2 separate regions of the Homo sapiens genome follow, and region 1 is linked to region 2. The links are chromatin contacts, found by Hi-C or POLR2A ChIA-PET in ENCODE. All regions are on one chromosome and are shown on one strand. The core of a region is the stretch at or near the end of the contact, and the rest is flanking DNA. Distances in the headings are between cores, read along the strand shown. Region 1 holds the start of STUB1 (STIP1 homology and U-box containing protein 1). Region 2 holds the start of RAB11FIP3 (RAB11 family interacting protein 3).

Evidence for each region. Hi-C counts contacts between places; a loop is a spot of excess contacts on that map. ChIA-PET counts read pairs that join two places held with the same protein, here RNA polymerase II (POLR2A). Pooled maps may share reads with other maps.
Region 1: a pooled map shows a loop between it and region 2 (4-fold over the local background). The contact joins the promoter of STUB1 here to the promoter of RAB11FIP3 in region 2. A Hi-C loop is called at or near these places in 4 of 50 pooled maps. POLR2A ChIA-PET finds 5 or more read pairs at or near these places in 3 of 52 experiments (H1, HEK293T and activated CD8-positive, alpha-beta memory T cell).

Annotation. Positions count from the first base shown.
Region 1 is chr16:674,806-681,659 of GRCh38, forward strand. STUB1 (STIP1 homology and U-box containing protein 1) reads left to right here and starts at 5,605. Exons shown (of 7, transcript NM_005861.4): 1 at 5,605-5,879; 2 at 6,347-6,545; 3 at 6,633-6,798. The coding sequence starts at 5,721. It overlaps RHBDL1 (rhomboid like 1), which reads left to right and starts at 866. Exons shown (of 8, transcript NM_001278720.2): 1 at 866-1,024; 2 at 1,531-1,692; 3 at 1,867-2,091; 4 at 2,166-2,314; 5 at 2,471-2,583; 6 at 2,654-2,754; 7 at 2,834-2,894; 8 at 2,976-3,463. The coding sequence starts at 986. The coding sequence ends at 3,247. It also overlaps the pseudogene STUB1-DT. RefSeq lists enhancers at 158-692, 6,364-6,413, 6,384-6,854 and silencers at 891-940, 5,084-5,193, 5,474-5,683.
Region 2 is chr16:420,101-426,898 of GRCh38, forward strand. RAB11FIP3 (RAB11 family interacting protein 3) reads left to right here and starts at 5,549. Exons shown (of 14, transcript NM_014700.4): 1 at 5,549-6,620. The coding sequence starts at 5,907.

The DNA of each region.
Region 1 (6,854 bases), core at 4,355-6,854, 250 kb after region 2:
TGATGGTATTTGAGCCCGCTGTACCCCCACGGCCTGTCTTCTGGGACTACTGCAACCCTAGGAGAAGCCCTCTGAGTGGCCCTTGCAGGGGCTGCCATAGTCACACGTGTCTTATCTGTCACCTCCATTGTGGAGGGGTTGGCCCGCCTTCCCAGGAGCAGGTCCCCTCATCCCAACTGCAGCCCTGCCCCCTGGGGGTTCTGCTCTGTGTTGGAATGCCCCTTGTGCCCAGCCCTGGCGCCGCCTTAGGGCGGGAGGTTTTGCTGTCCTGCATGGAGTTGCAAGAGTGGTCAGGGGCCTCCAGCCCAGGGTGTGGACGAGTGGGCTGGGCTTGGTCGTCAGAGCCAAGGCGGCTGCAGCAGCGTCTTCCTCCTCCTAAGAGGCGGCTGTAGTGGCCATGCGGGACGAGGGACTTCCTTGCTGCTGCGCTCGGTGGGGGGTTGCGGGGGGAGGGGGTGTGTCTGCTGCAAGCAGGGAGCTCCAGCCGGTGGCAACATGAACCGCAGGGAGTACTGGGTCAGCCTGGAGGGGGAGCAAGCAGTGGTCAGGGAAGGCTTCCTGGAAGAGGTGGCATCCTCACAGGCCTGAGCCCGGGAAGGCTGTGAGAGGGCGAACGGTCTTGCATGGGGGGTTTTAGGTGCCCCCCATCCCCGTGACTCCATTTACCAGCGGCTGCCGTGGAGGTAGTCCAGTGTGCTGGAGCTGCGCCAGAGCGGGGGTGGGGGCCGGCGCTGAGACGCGGTGCTAGCTGGAGGCGGTTCCTGTCCGGGGTGTGCGTCCGCGTGCAGGGTGCGCGCGTGTCTTGGCCGCGCGTGGCGGCGTGTGCGGCAGGGGCGGGCAGGCGGGCGACTCGGTGACGCGGCCCAAGCGCGGCGCCGAGCGGAGCGGGCGGAGCGGGCCGGCTGGGGCGGAGCGGAGTCGTCCGCAGAGCAGCCCCTCCCGGCCGCGGCCGCCGACCCCGGACCCCGGCCCCCGGCCAGGCTCTATGGACAGGAGCTCGCTGCTGCAGCTCATCCAGGAGCAGGTGCGTCGGGGGGTGGTCTGGGGAGCTGGCACCGCCCCCAATGCGGCCCTCCTGCCGCTGAGCTGAGCTTGTGCGGGACCGAGCTCCCCGAAAGCCCCGCTCGGTACCTACCTCATCCCTCCACGACCTTGGTCCGTGTGTCTGGGACCCCAGGAGAGGACTGACTGGACCAGAGCTCCTGGCTGGAGAAGGGAGAGTCGGGGGGAGGGAGGGAGGGAGGGAGGGAGGGCGGGCAGCTGGCTGGTCTTGGACCTTGGCCCTCGCTTTCCAGGATGGGTAGGGTGGAAGACGGGGGAACAACTGAGGAGCTGGAGGACTGGGACCCAGGCACCAGTGCCCTGCCAGCTCCTGGGATCAAGCAGGGTCCCAGGGAACAGACAGGCACGGGGCCCCTGTCCCAAAAGTGCTGGGAGCCTGAGCCTGATGCTCCCAGCCAGCCTGGCCCAGCCCTTTGGTCCAGGGGTCGGGCCCGCACTCAGGCCTTGGCTGGCGGCTCCTCACTGCAGCAGCTGGACCCCGAGAACACAGGCTTCATCGGTGCGGACACCTTCACTGGCCTGGTGCACAGCCATGAGCTGCCCCTGGACCCGGCCAAGCTGGACATGCTGGTGGCCCTGGCTCAGAGCAACGAGCAGGGCCAGGTCTGCTACCAGGAGCTGGTGGACCTGGTCAGTGCCACGGTGGGCAGGCGGCAGGGGCACGGTGTCCTGGCCAGAGGAGGCGGGCAGGCAGCTCCTCACGGCGGTGGGTGGGGGGCTTGTGGATGCGGGGAGCTGGGTGAGCCTCACAGGCAGGGGTGCCATGGGGAGGTCCGTGGCCCACACTCAGGCCCCTGCCCCCAGATCAGCAGCAAGCGCTCCAGCAGTTTCAAGCGGGCCATTGCTAACGGACAGCGGGCACTGCCCCGGGACGGGCCGCTGGATGAGCCAGGCCTAGGTGTCTACAAGCGGTTTGTGCGTTACGTGGCCTACGAGATCCTGCCTTGTGAGGTGGACCGCCGCTGGTACTTCTACCGTCACCGCAGCTGCCCACCCCCCGTGTTCATGGCCTCGGTCACTCTTGCCCAGGTGGGCCCCCCGGCCGCTGCCCCGGGAGCCTCCCGCGCTCCTGGCCATGACCAGCCTAACACTCGTGTCCCCAGATCATCGTGTTCCTGTGTTACGGGGCCCGCCTCAACAAGTGGGTGCTGCAGACCTACCACCCCGAGTACATGAAGAGCCCCCTTGTGTACCACCCCGGGCACCGTGCCCGCGCCTGGCGCTTCCTCACCTACATGTTCATGCACGTTGGGTGAGTAGCACTGCTGCCCGGTGAGCCCCGCCCCAACCTGCCATTACATCAGAAAGGCTTAGCCGCAAGGCAGGTGCGGCAACTTGAGGTGACGGCTGGGGGTGGGGCCGGATGGCTGACCCCACCCTTCGTACCCGTTTGCTTCCCTGTGGCCAGGCTGGAGCAGCTGGGGTTCAACGCCCTCCTGCAGCTGATGATCGGGGTGCCCCTGGAGATGGTGCACGGCCTGCTCCGCATCAGCCTGCTCTACCTGGCAGGCGTGCTGGCAGGTGAGGCAGGCGCGCACCCCCGCCCCCTGCCCTGGCCGGCTGCACCCTCACCCGCCGCTTGCTCACACAGGCTCCCTAACCGTCTCCATCACCGACATGCGGGCCCCGGTGGTGGGAGGCTCCGGCGGGGTCTACGCCCTGTGCTCGGCACACCTGGCCAACGTTGTCATGGTAACGGGCCTGCCCGGTGGGGGGCGTGGGGAGGGGCCCCAGGTGAGCCTCACCACTTCTCGTCTGCACACACCCATAGAACTGGGCTGGGATGAGATGTCCCTACAAGTTGCTGAGGATGGTGCTGGCCTTGGTGTGCAGTGAGTAGGGGCCGGGGGGAGGGCCGGGGGGCCTCTCAGCCTGCAGCCAGGGCACCTCCCACCTGCCGCGTCCCTCTGCAGTGAGCTCCGAGGTGGGCCGGGCCGTGTGGCTGCGCTTCTCCCCGCCGCTGCCCGCCTCGGGCCCACAGCCCAGCTTCATGGCGCACCTGGCAGGCGCGGTGGTGGGGGTGAGCATGGGCCTGACCATCCTGCGGAGCTACGAGGAGCGCCTGCGGGACCAGTGCGGCTGGTGGGTGGTGCTGCTGGCCTACGGCACCTTCCTGCTCTTCGCCGTCTTCTGGAACGTCTTCGCCTACGACCTGCTGGGCGCCCACATCCCCCCACCGCCCTGACCGGCTACCTGAGGCTGCACAGGCCAGGGCTCGGGCATGTGGTGGCCGCCCACCAGGGGCCTTCACGTCTGCCCTTTGTGAACGGACGTCTCAGGGCTGCTGTGCCCCTTGGGTGTGGGTGGCCTCAAAGGAGGCCCTGTCCCAGCCACCCACCCCCCACTCCCAGGACTTGCGGTCTGAGCCTTTTTGGATAATTAATAAATATTTTACACAGCACCAGGGGGCTGTCCCGGGCTCTGGAGACTCGTCAGGGCCCCCACACCTGCTGCACAGACCGCGACGGCCCTCCCCACCACGGGGGCCTGGACTTCCCTCCTTGTGCATCTCTGCACCTGGGGTCAGGCGTGGGAGTTGTTCCTGGGCCACAGGTGCTGTGTCTGTGGGAGCTGGGGGCACGCGGGATGGCTGGGGGCCGGGCGTGTGGTCAGGCCAGGTGTGTGGTCAGGCCGGGTGTGTGATCAGGCGTGAGTTTGGGAAGTGTTTATTGAGCTCCCGTAGTGGCCAGCCTCCTCTTCAGCCTCCCTGCCGTCCAGTGAGACCCGGAGGCCTGAGGTTCTGTGGCAGGTGAGCAGGCCTGGGCCATGGCCAAGTTTACTCGGCCTGGGTTCCATGCTTCTTGGCTGGCCTAGCATCCTCGTGGGTGGCCAGGCTGGGGCCAAGGTTGGGCAGCAGGTCTGGGCACAGCCTCTGCCCCACAGCCCAGGTCCACAGTGCTGTCTCCACTAGGTAGGGAGTCCACTGTCCTGAGGCACTGGCTAGGGAGGGGCACACGGACTCAGGCCCAGGGGCACGGGCCACCCCAACCTGCCCACACACAGTTCATTCCCCTTGGCTCAGAGCTGTGGCCCGCTCTTGAACCTGGCCCAGGTACAGCAGGTAGTACCTGAGGGTGTACTGTGGGGCCGGCCAGCCGGGCACTGTGGCCACCGCCTCATCTGACATGAAGGCCTCCATCTCTGGAGCTCCAGCTGCCAGGACTGCTGTGAACAGCGAGGAGAAGCAGCCAGACACACCCCATCAGGACAAGCTCTGGGAGACCCTGCTCCCAGCAGCCCAGGGCCCTATGGTTCCTGCTCCTAGCGACACGCAAGGGCCCAGACTGCCCGCTTCACAGACAAGAACGCCTATGTACCCAAGTCGTGCCCACCCAACTCACCCGAGGCTGTGGTGGGCCCACACCGCAGAGGGCACACAGCTCGGTGACTGCAGCCCCCACATCTGGCAGGAGGCAGAAGGTGGCGGTCGAACAGTGCACAACCAGCTCAGGGGGATTGGTGGCCACCAGCTGCTGCAGACGTGGCCGGAAGCGCCCCTCTGTGGGAGGCCAGGTCAGGGTGCCTGGGGTGCTGGACCCACCAGGGAGGCCCCGCCCCCACTGGAGACACCCGCCCCGCCGATGCCACGCCCCAATGAAGACCCGCGCTACGGAGGCCCTGCCCTCGGGGCGGGCCGCCCTTCACAGTCAAGCTGCCAGGCCAGCAGCCGCTCCAGCTCCCTGTCACATGCTTCTCTGCTCTGCCCCTGATGGCCGCTGGCAACTCTTCCCGATACCTGAGGAAGGGCGGTGAGGGGAGGACTGGCCACGGAGGACGCTCGCCCCACCGATCTCTATCCCCTTCCACTCTACCAACAGTCCGGGGCTTCCAGCCGCCCTCGGGGGCTCGCGCTCGCCCGTAGCACCTCTCGTGGCGCTCCAGAATGGCAGCCCAGCGACTGGGGTCCTCACACCCCACAGCGCGTGGGAAGCCGCTACGTTCACGCGCAGGGGCGGGAGGCGGCGGCTGGGGGCGGGGCCTCTGCTGATGGGGCCGGGTGCTGGGGGCGGGGCCTCTGGATTGGGCGGTTGCTGGGGGCGGGGCCTCTGCGGATGGGGCTGGGGGCGGGGCCTCTGCTGATGGGGCCGGCGGCTGGGGGCGGGGCCTCTGGATTGGGCGGCTGCTGGGGGCGGGGCCTCTGCGGATGGGGCCGGCTGCTGGGGGCGGGGCCTCTGGATGGGGCCGGCTGCCGGGGGAGGGGTCTCTGCGCGTTGGGACAGGGGCGGAACCCCAGGTGGTCGGGACAGGCTGTTGCGGGAGCGCGCCCTCAGCGAAGCAAGTGAGGCATCTCACTGGGAAAGTCGAATGTGTGTGGCGGCCGCCGCCGAGGCGGGTTCCGAAGAGACCTCAGCAGGGCAGGCCAGGGCCTACGCGAACGCCCACCCTTAAGAGCGCGGGGACAGGGAACTGGAGCGTTCCTCCCAGCCCCCGACGTCGCGGGCCCAGTGTCCCCGTCCAGGCTGGTTGGGCGCACGCGCGGCCCCACTCGCCCCCACGCGTGCGTCCCCGCTGGTCCCGCCCCCGGCCGGAAGTTCCGGCGGCGGAGCTGGGCCGGGCCCGAGCGGATCGCGGGCTCGGGCTGCGGGGCTCCGGCTGCGGGCGCTGGGCCGCGAGGCGCGGAGCTTGGGAGCGGAGCCCAGGCCGTGCCGCGCGGCGCCATGAAGGGCAAGGAGGAGAAGGAGGGCGGCGCACGGCTGGGCGCTGGCGGCGGAAGCCCCGAGAAGAGCCCGAGCGCGCAGGAGCTCAAGGAGCAGGGCAATCGTCTGTTCGTGGGCCGAAAGTACCCGGAGGCGGCGGCCTGCTACGGCCGCGCGATCGTGAGTGCGCCCGCGCGGGGAGGGCGGCGGCGGTGGCACCGGGGAGGGCCGGGCCCGGGCCCGGCCGGCCCCACCGAGGGTCTGGCTCCTCTTCGGGGCGTGTCCTCGGCTCCCAAAGCCCAGCCGTGGTTCTCGAGCCCAGCGCCGGGTGCCGGAGAACGAGGGTGCGATGCTGGATGGAGGCCGGCCGGGTGGGGGGAGGGCAGGGGCCCTCGACCCTTGAGGACCCCAGGTCCTAAGCCCGGACTCTCCAAAGATTTGGAAAACTTTACAAAACCAAGTGGAATCAAGCGGATAGGCTCAGCCAGTACTCCACTGTGCACAGATCCTTGGACCCAGGGGCTTTGACAACTGAGAAACCTAGTTTCTTGATTCTAGCCAGAGCGCAGAAGCTGGGACGGGCCGTGGGTCAGAGTGGGCACGCTGAGCCTACGCCCTCATGCGGCTGGCCCGGCCTTGGTCCCTAGACCCGGAACCCGCTGGTGGCCGTGTATTACACCAACCGGGCCTTGTGCTACCTGAAGATGCAGCAGCACGAGCAGGCCCTGGCCGACTGCCGGCGCGCCCTGGAGCTGGACGGGCAGTCTGTGAAGGCGCACTTCTTCCTGGGGCAGTGCCAGCTGGAGATGGAGAGCTATGATGAGGCCATCGCCAATCTGCAGCGAGGTTGGCTGACAAGCTGCCCGGTTGTGGGGCCTCTGGGGCCAGGCGGGTGGACTGGCCAGAGAGTGACGTGAAGCCCCCGTTCCCCAGCTTACAGCCTGGCCAAGGAGCAGCGGCTGAACTTCGGGGACGACATCCCCAGCGCTCTTCGAATCGCGAAGAAGAAGCGCTGGAACAGCATTGAGGAGCGGCGCATCCACCAGGAGAGCGAGCTGCACTCCTACCTCTCCAGGCTCATTGCCGCGGAGCGTGAGAGGTGGGACCCTCACCCCAGGCCGCCCTGTCTTGGGATAATTCTGAATCACCGACTCC
Region 2 (6,798 bases), core at 4,299-6,798:
TAGCTGGGATTACAGGCATGCGCCACCATGCCTGGCTAATTTTTTGTATTTTTGTAGAGACAGGTTTCAGTATTTTGGCCAGGCTGGTCTTGAACTCCTGACCTCAAGTGATCCACCCCATTGGCCTCCCAAAGTTGGGATTACAGGTGTGAGCCACCGCACACGGCCTCAATGTAATTCTCAAGTATGTTTAGGTATTTTTTACTACAAACGAAAGCATTTGAAAACAAGATAGGTCATTGATCATGTGTTTTTAAACTTAACAAAAATTGGCTAGGCACGTTGGCTCACGCCTGTAATCCTAGCACTTTGGGAAGCCAAGGCGGGCAGATCACCTGAGGTCAGGAGTTCCAGATCAGCCTGGCCGAGATGGTGCAACCCCGTCTCTACGAAAAATACAAAAATTAGCTGGGTGTGGTGGCGGGCACCTGTAATCCCAGCTACTCGGGAGGCTGAGGCAGGAGAATCGCTTGAACCCAGGAGATGGAGGCTGCCGTGAGCTGAGACCGTGCCACTGCACTCCGGCCTGGGCAACAAGAACAGAATTCTGTCTAAAAAAATAAATGAAAAATGGTATTACATAGCATGTACTATCAATTGTGCAGATGTGGTGCACTCACTTAAACTGCTACACTTCACAACAGACAACAGGCTCCACTGAAGCCGTTCGGCTCTTCTTCCAGAGAAGTACAAATCCCCGAAGGAAACAAGGTCTTTCCATCTCCCTGCGGACATGTGCAGTTTCTCCGGCAGGTACTGGAAGGCGGATCCCACACTGGAGTATTCCGACCTTCAGCTGCACGACTGGTGCCAAATCCCCACTCCCTGGTGTCCCCAGACTTACTCTGATTGGTGTCAAGGGCTACACTCACACATTTTCCTGGTGACCAGTGAAGATGAGCATCTTTTTCATGTGTTTACCGGCCACCTGAATTTCCTCTTCTGGAGCTGCTTATTCATATTCTTTCCTCGTTTTTCTATCGGGTTGCTGTTCGTTTACTGTTTTTTGAGAAATTCTTTTGTGTATTCTAGAAATGAATATTTTGTCCATTAAATCCATTCTAACTCTCTCTTCCCAGTTGCTACCCCAAAATTTATATATTGGAGTCCTAACGCCAACGGGATGGTATTTGGAGATGAGGTCTTTGGGAGGTATAACTTAGGGTTAGGGCCGGGCGCGGTGGCTCACGCCTGTAATCCCAGCACTTTGGGATGCCGAGGCGGGTGGATCATGAGCTCAGGAGATCGAGACCATCCTGGTTAACACGGTGAAACCCCGGCTCTAGTAAAAATACAAAACAATTAGCCAGGCATGGTGGCGGGTGCCTGTGGTCCCAGCTACTGGGGAGGCTGAGGCAGGAGAATGGCATGAATCCGGGAGGCAGAGATTGCAGTGAGCTGAGATGGCGCCATTGCACTTCAGCCTGGACGACAGAGCAAGACTCCGTCTCAAAAAAAAATAATAATAATAATAATTAGGGTTAGATACGGTCAGCAAGGTGGGGCCCTCACGATGGGAACAGTGCCCTTATTAGAAGAGACAGTCTTTTTTTTTCTTTTTTCTTTTTTTGAGACGGAGTTTCACTCTTGCTGCCCAGGCTGGAGTGCCATGGCACAATCTCGATTCACTGCAACCTCCGCCTCCCAGGTTCTAGTGATTCTCCTGCCTCAGCCTCCCAAGTAGCTGGGATTACAGGCATGCACCACCATGCCTGGCTAATTTTTTGTATTTTTAGTAGAGATGGGGTTTCACCATGGCAAGCCTGGTCTTGAACTCCTGACCTCAGGTAATCCACCCGCATCGGTCTCCCAGAGTGCTGGGATTACAGGCGTGAGGCACCGTGCCCAGCCTTATTTTTATTTTATTGTTTTCCTTGAGATGGAGTTTCCCTCTTGTTGCCCAGGCTGGAGTGCAATGGTGGGATCTTGGCTCACTGCAACCTCCACCTCCCGGGTTCAAGTATTCTCCTGCCTCAGCCTCCCAGGTAGCTGGGATTACAGGACACGCCACCACGCTCAGCTAGTTTTTGTATTTTTAGTAGAGACAGGGTTTTACCATGTTGGCCAGGCTAGTCTCGAACTCCTGACCTCAGGTTATCCACCCGCCTTGGCCTCCTAAAGTGTTGGGATTACAGGCGTGAGCCATTACGCCCGCCTTTTTTTTTTTTTTGAGATAGTCTCGCTCTGTTGCCCAGGCTGGAGTGTAGTGGCTGGATCTCAGCTCATTGCAACCTCTGCCTCCCAGGCTCAAGTGATTACCCTGTTCAGCCTCCTGAGTAGCTGGGATTACACGCACCCGCCACCGCCCCCGGATAATTTTTTTTCTTTTTTTTTGAGACAGAGTCTCACTCCATCACCCAGGCTGCAGTACAGTGGTGTGATCTTGACTCACTGCAACCTCCACCTCCCGGGTTCAAGCAATTCTTTGCCTCAGCCTCCTGAGTAGCTGGGATTACAGGTGCCCGCCACCACGGCCGGCTAATATATACATATATTTTTTAGGTGGAGTCTCGCTCTGTCGCCAGGCTGGAGTGCAGTGGTGCGATCTTCGCTCACTGCAACCTCTGCCTCCCAGGTTCAAGCGATTCTCCTCCCTCAGGCTCCCGAGTAGCTGGGACTACAGGTGGGTGCCACCACACCCGGCTAATTTTTGTATTTTTAGTAGAGACAGGGTTTCACCATGTTTGCCAGGATGTTTTCGATCTCTTGACCTTGTGATCCGCCCACCTTGCCTCCCAAAGTGCTGGGATTATAGGCTGAGCAACCGCGCCCGGCCTAAATTTTCTATTTTTTAGTAGATACGGGGTTTCACCATCTTGGCCAGGCTGGTCTTGAACTCCTGACCTCGTGATCCACCCGCCTCGGCCTCCCAAAGTGCTGGAATTACAGGCATGAGCTCCCACGCCCAGCCCAAAAGAGACAATCTTTCTCCAACATGTGAGGACAGAGTGAGAAGATGGAGGCTATGCTTTGAATGTTTATACCCTCCAAAACGCATGTTGAGGCCAAGTGTGGTGACTCATGCCAATAATCCCAGCACTTTGGGAGGCCGAGGTGGGCGGATCACTTGAGGTCAGGAGTTTGAGACCAGCTTGACCAACATGGTGAAACCCCGGTCTCTACTAAAAATACAAAAAATTAGCCGGCCTTGGTGGCATACGCCTGTAATCCCAGCTACTCAGGAGGCTGAGGTAGGGGAATCACTTGAACCCGGGAGGCGGAGGTTGCAGTGACCAGAGATCGCGCCATTGCACTCCAGCCTGGGCGACAGAGTGAGACTCCATATCAAAAAAAAAAAAAAGATAATAAGGTGCTGCAGATCTGTGGTCTCAGCTACTGGAGAGGCTGAGGTGGGAGGATCTCTCTTCTATTTTTATTTTTTATTTTGGAGACGGAGTCTTGCTCTATCATCCAGGCTGGAGTGCAATGGTGCAATCTTGGCTCGCTGCAAGCTCTGCCTCCCGGGTTCACGCCTTTCTCCTGCCTCAGCCTCCCAAATAGCTGGGACTACAGGTGCCTGCCACCACACCTGGCTAATTTTTGTTTTTTTGTATTTTTAGTAGAGACGGGGTTTCACCGTGTTAGCCAGGATGGTCTCCATTTTCTGACCTCGTGATCCGCCCGCCTCAGCCTCCCACAGTCCTGGGATTACAGGCATGAGCTACCACACCTGGCCTAAGGTGGGAGGATCTCTTGAGCCTAGGAGGTTGAGGCTGCCGTGAGCTATGGTCGCACCACTGCACTGCAGCCTGGGCAACAGAGCAAAACCCTGTCTCGGGGAAAAAAAAGAAAAGAAAAGAAAAGAAGGAACTGCTACAGCCCACAGCCTACAAAGGGGACACAGATAGTAGCTCTGAACAGCAGACGGATAGACGGGAACTTGTCCCTTTAGTCTTTCATGAACAGCCTCTAACTGGTCCAGGCAGGGAGGTGCAGGCTTCCAGGCTGTGGTTCCATGGAGGACACCAGCCGGGCACGCAATGGACGTTTTCCAGCCCTAGCACAGACAGAGCGTGCGGGCCCCTGCTCTCAGAAAGCCAGCCTTCTGCCTCTGGCAGCGCCGGCACATAAAAGCAGAGGGAGCCTGCTGTCTCTGCCTCGCCCACACTAACACCCCTATTTAGAAAGGTTGACACATCACTATCACTGCTTCTGAAAATTTTATCCGGCCGAAGGCATCAGCCCAAATTTGAATTCTTGCCAAAGCTGCTGGTGATTTCGTTCTTTGAATGCAGTATCTTCCTCATGAACACGTACAGCTCTTACAAGAAAATGAGAATACGGTTTGGGGAGGAGGATCCCTCACATTCCTTTTCCTAATGCCAGCCTCGCGAAGTCTGGTCCCATGTACCCTGGGATTCTGCCACGGAAGATGACTCACTTAATTAACACGCTGCTCCTGACCGTACACTTGGAAGCAGAGGTTCCGTTCCTTTGGTTCTTGCCAAAGCTGCTTACGAAACCATATCTTGTGTTGGTGCCCATGGTGTGTAAAAATACAAGTTCATCATTTCCCTGATACAAATTATGACAGGCTAAATTTAGTGCCTCACCTGTCCTAACTAGCTTTCCCACCATCATGCCTGCCGCCGGGCTGTGGTCCTTTCTGAGGTCCCGTGTCCCTCTGAGGACAGGGACACCCAGACACAGAGGTCAGTTGTCAGACGCGGCCACGGTGCTCGGGAGGCTGGCTGCAGACGGGCGATTCACCCTGGGTGTCTTCTTGAGTCTTATTTTTTGTAGAGACGAGGTCTCGCTTTGGTGCTCAGGCTGGTCTCAATCTCCTGGGCGCAAGCGATCCTCCCGCTTGGGCGTGGGCCAGCGCGCCCGTCCCAACGCTGGGAGTCCCGGAGATCTTGGTCACAGGCTTAAGGGAAAGGCCTAGCGCGTGGCCGCGCGTGCCTCTGGTTTCAAGGGACATGGACTGCGTGTCTGGGGCCCCTCCGCACTCCGTGTCAGACCCTGCGTCCCCCGGGTCCGCGCGGGACCCGGGCAGGGCGTCGCCCTCTGCGGCGTCTGCGCCCCGCGAACCCTGGGGCACCTGCAACCCCTGGGCCGCGGAGCCAGGCGTGCGCCGCCTCCTGGTCTCATCAACGTGAGAACGCTTTACCCCCGAAGAGCTCAGCTCCTAGGGGGCTATGTCCCTTTGCGTCTCTCGCTCGCCAGGCGGTGCCGTTTACTCGACCGCACCATGCGTGGGTAGCGGTCGCGCCCGCTGGTAGCTGTGCGGCGGGAACACGTTCTAAGTAAGGCCTGACTCCGCGCGCCTCTTGCCAGGGACGTCACGTCACGCCTCCACTCGCAGCCTCGGAGCACCCCCGCGTCCCGCGCCCGAAGCTCGGGACCCCCGCTCTGGCGAAACGAGGAATATGACATACAGCAAAACACCCCTTCGCGGCCGCTGCACTGCCGCGACACACCCGGCGCCTGCCTCTACAGCAAGCCGGCGAGGGGCTGGGACCCCGCCGGGACGTGCTGACGTCAGGCCCGACGGGGGGCGGGGCCTGGGCGGCGGCGGCGTTAGTTCTCCGGGTACCTCAGGCGCCTCAGCCTCCTTAGTCTCCTCATCCTGCTTCACAGGCTCCGCGGCCTCCGGCCTCCTCGGCCCCCGTCCCCCGGCCTCCTCGGCCCCCGTCCCCCGCCATCCGCCGCCCGGATCCTCGCCGCCCTCCCTAGGCCGCCCCGCCGCCATGGGCCTGCGCCCGCCGCGCCGCCGGGCCGAGGGCAGCTGAGGCGCGGTGCGAAGATGGGCGAGGACAGAGCAGGGCCCGAGCGCCAGCCCCAGCAGCCCGGGCGCCCCGCGCGCGCCCGCCCGCGCCGCCGAGGGGATGCCCGCGCCCGCCGCCGCGCCCTGAGCGCCTTTGTCTGCCGCCCGCGCCCTTCCGCACCACTAGCCTCTCGGGAGCATGGCGTCGGCCCCGCCGGCCTCGCCCCCGGGCTCGGAGCCGCCGGGGCCCGACCCGGAGCCGGGCGGGCCGGACGGGCCGGGGGCGGCACAACTGGCTCCGGGCCCTGCGGAGCTACGCCTCGGAGCGCCCGTCGGCGGCCCCGACCCGCAGTCCCCGGGCCTGGATGAGCCTGCGCCCGGGGCCGCTGCAGATGGCGGGGCGCGTTGGAGCGCCGGGCCGGCCCCGGGGCTGGAGGGAGGCCCGCGAGACCCCGGGCCGTCCGCCCCGCCGCCGCGCTCCGGCCCGCGGGGGCAGCTTGCGAGCCCCGACGCCCCGGGCCCAGGGCCGCGCTCCGAAGCGCCGCTTCCAGAACTCGACCCGTTGTTCTCCTGGACTGAGGAGCCCGAGGAGTGTGGCCCCGCGAGCTGCCCGGAGAGCGCGCCTTTCCGCTTGCAGGGGTCCAGCAGCAGCCACCGAGCGCGGGGCGAGGTCGACGTCTTCTCTCCCTTCCCCGCGCCCACGGCGGGCGAGCTGGCGCTGGAGCAAGGTCCCGGGTCCCCGCCGCAGCCCTCGGACCTCAGCCAGACCCACCCCCTTCCGAGCGAGCCCGTGGGGAGTCAGGAGGACGGCCCCCGCCTCCGAGCCGTGTTCGATGCCCTGGACGGGGATGGGGACGGTTTCGTCCGCATCGAGGACTTCATCCAGTTTGCTACGGTCTACGGGGCAGAGCAGGTACGGAGCGGCCCGGGCCGGGGCGTGGGAACTGGGCAGGTGCGCGCTGGCCGGCGGGGTTGATGTGGGACCGGTCGACGCTGCCCCTGGAGTCGGGAAAGGCACTGTCAAGACCTGACGGTCCTGCTTTTTCTGCTTATTCACCACTTCGGCCCTGGATTTCTGGTTGAATTGCGCT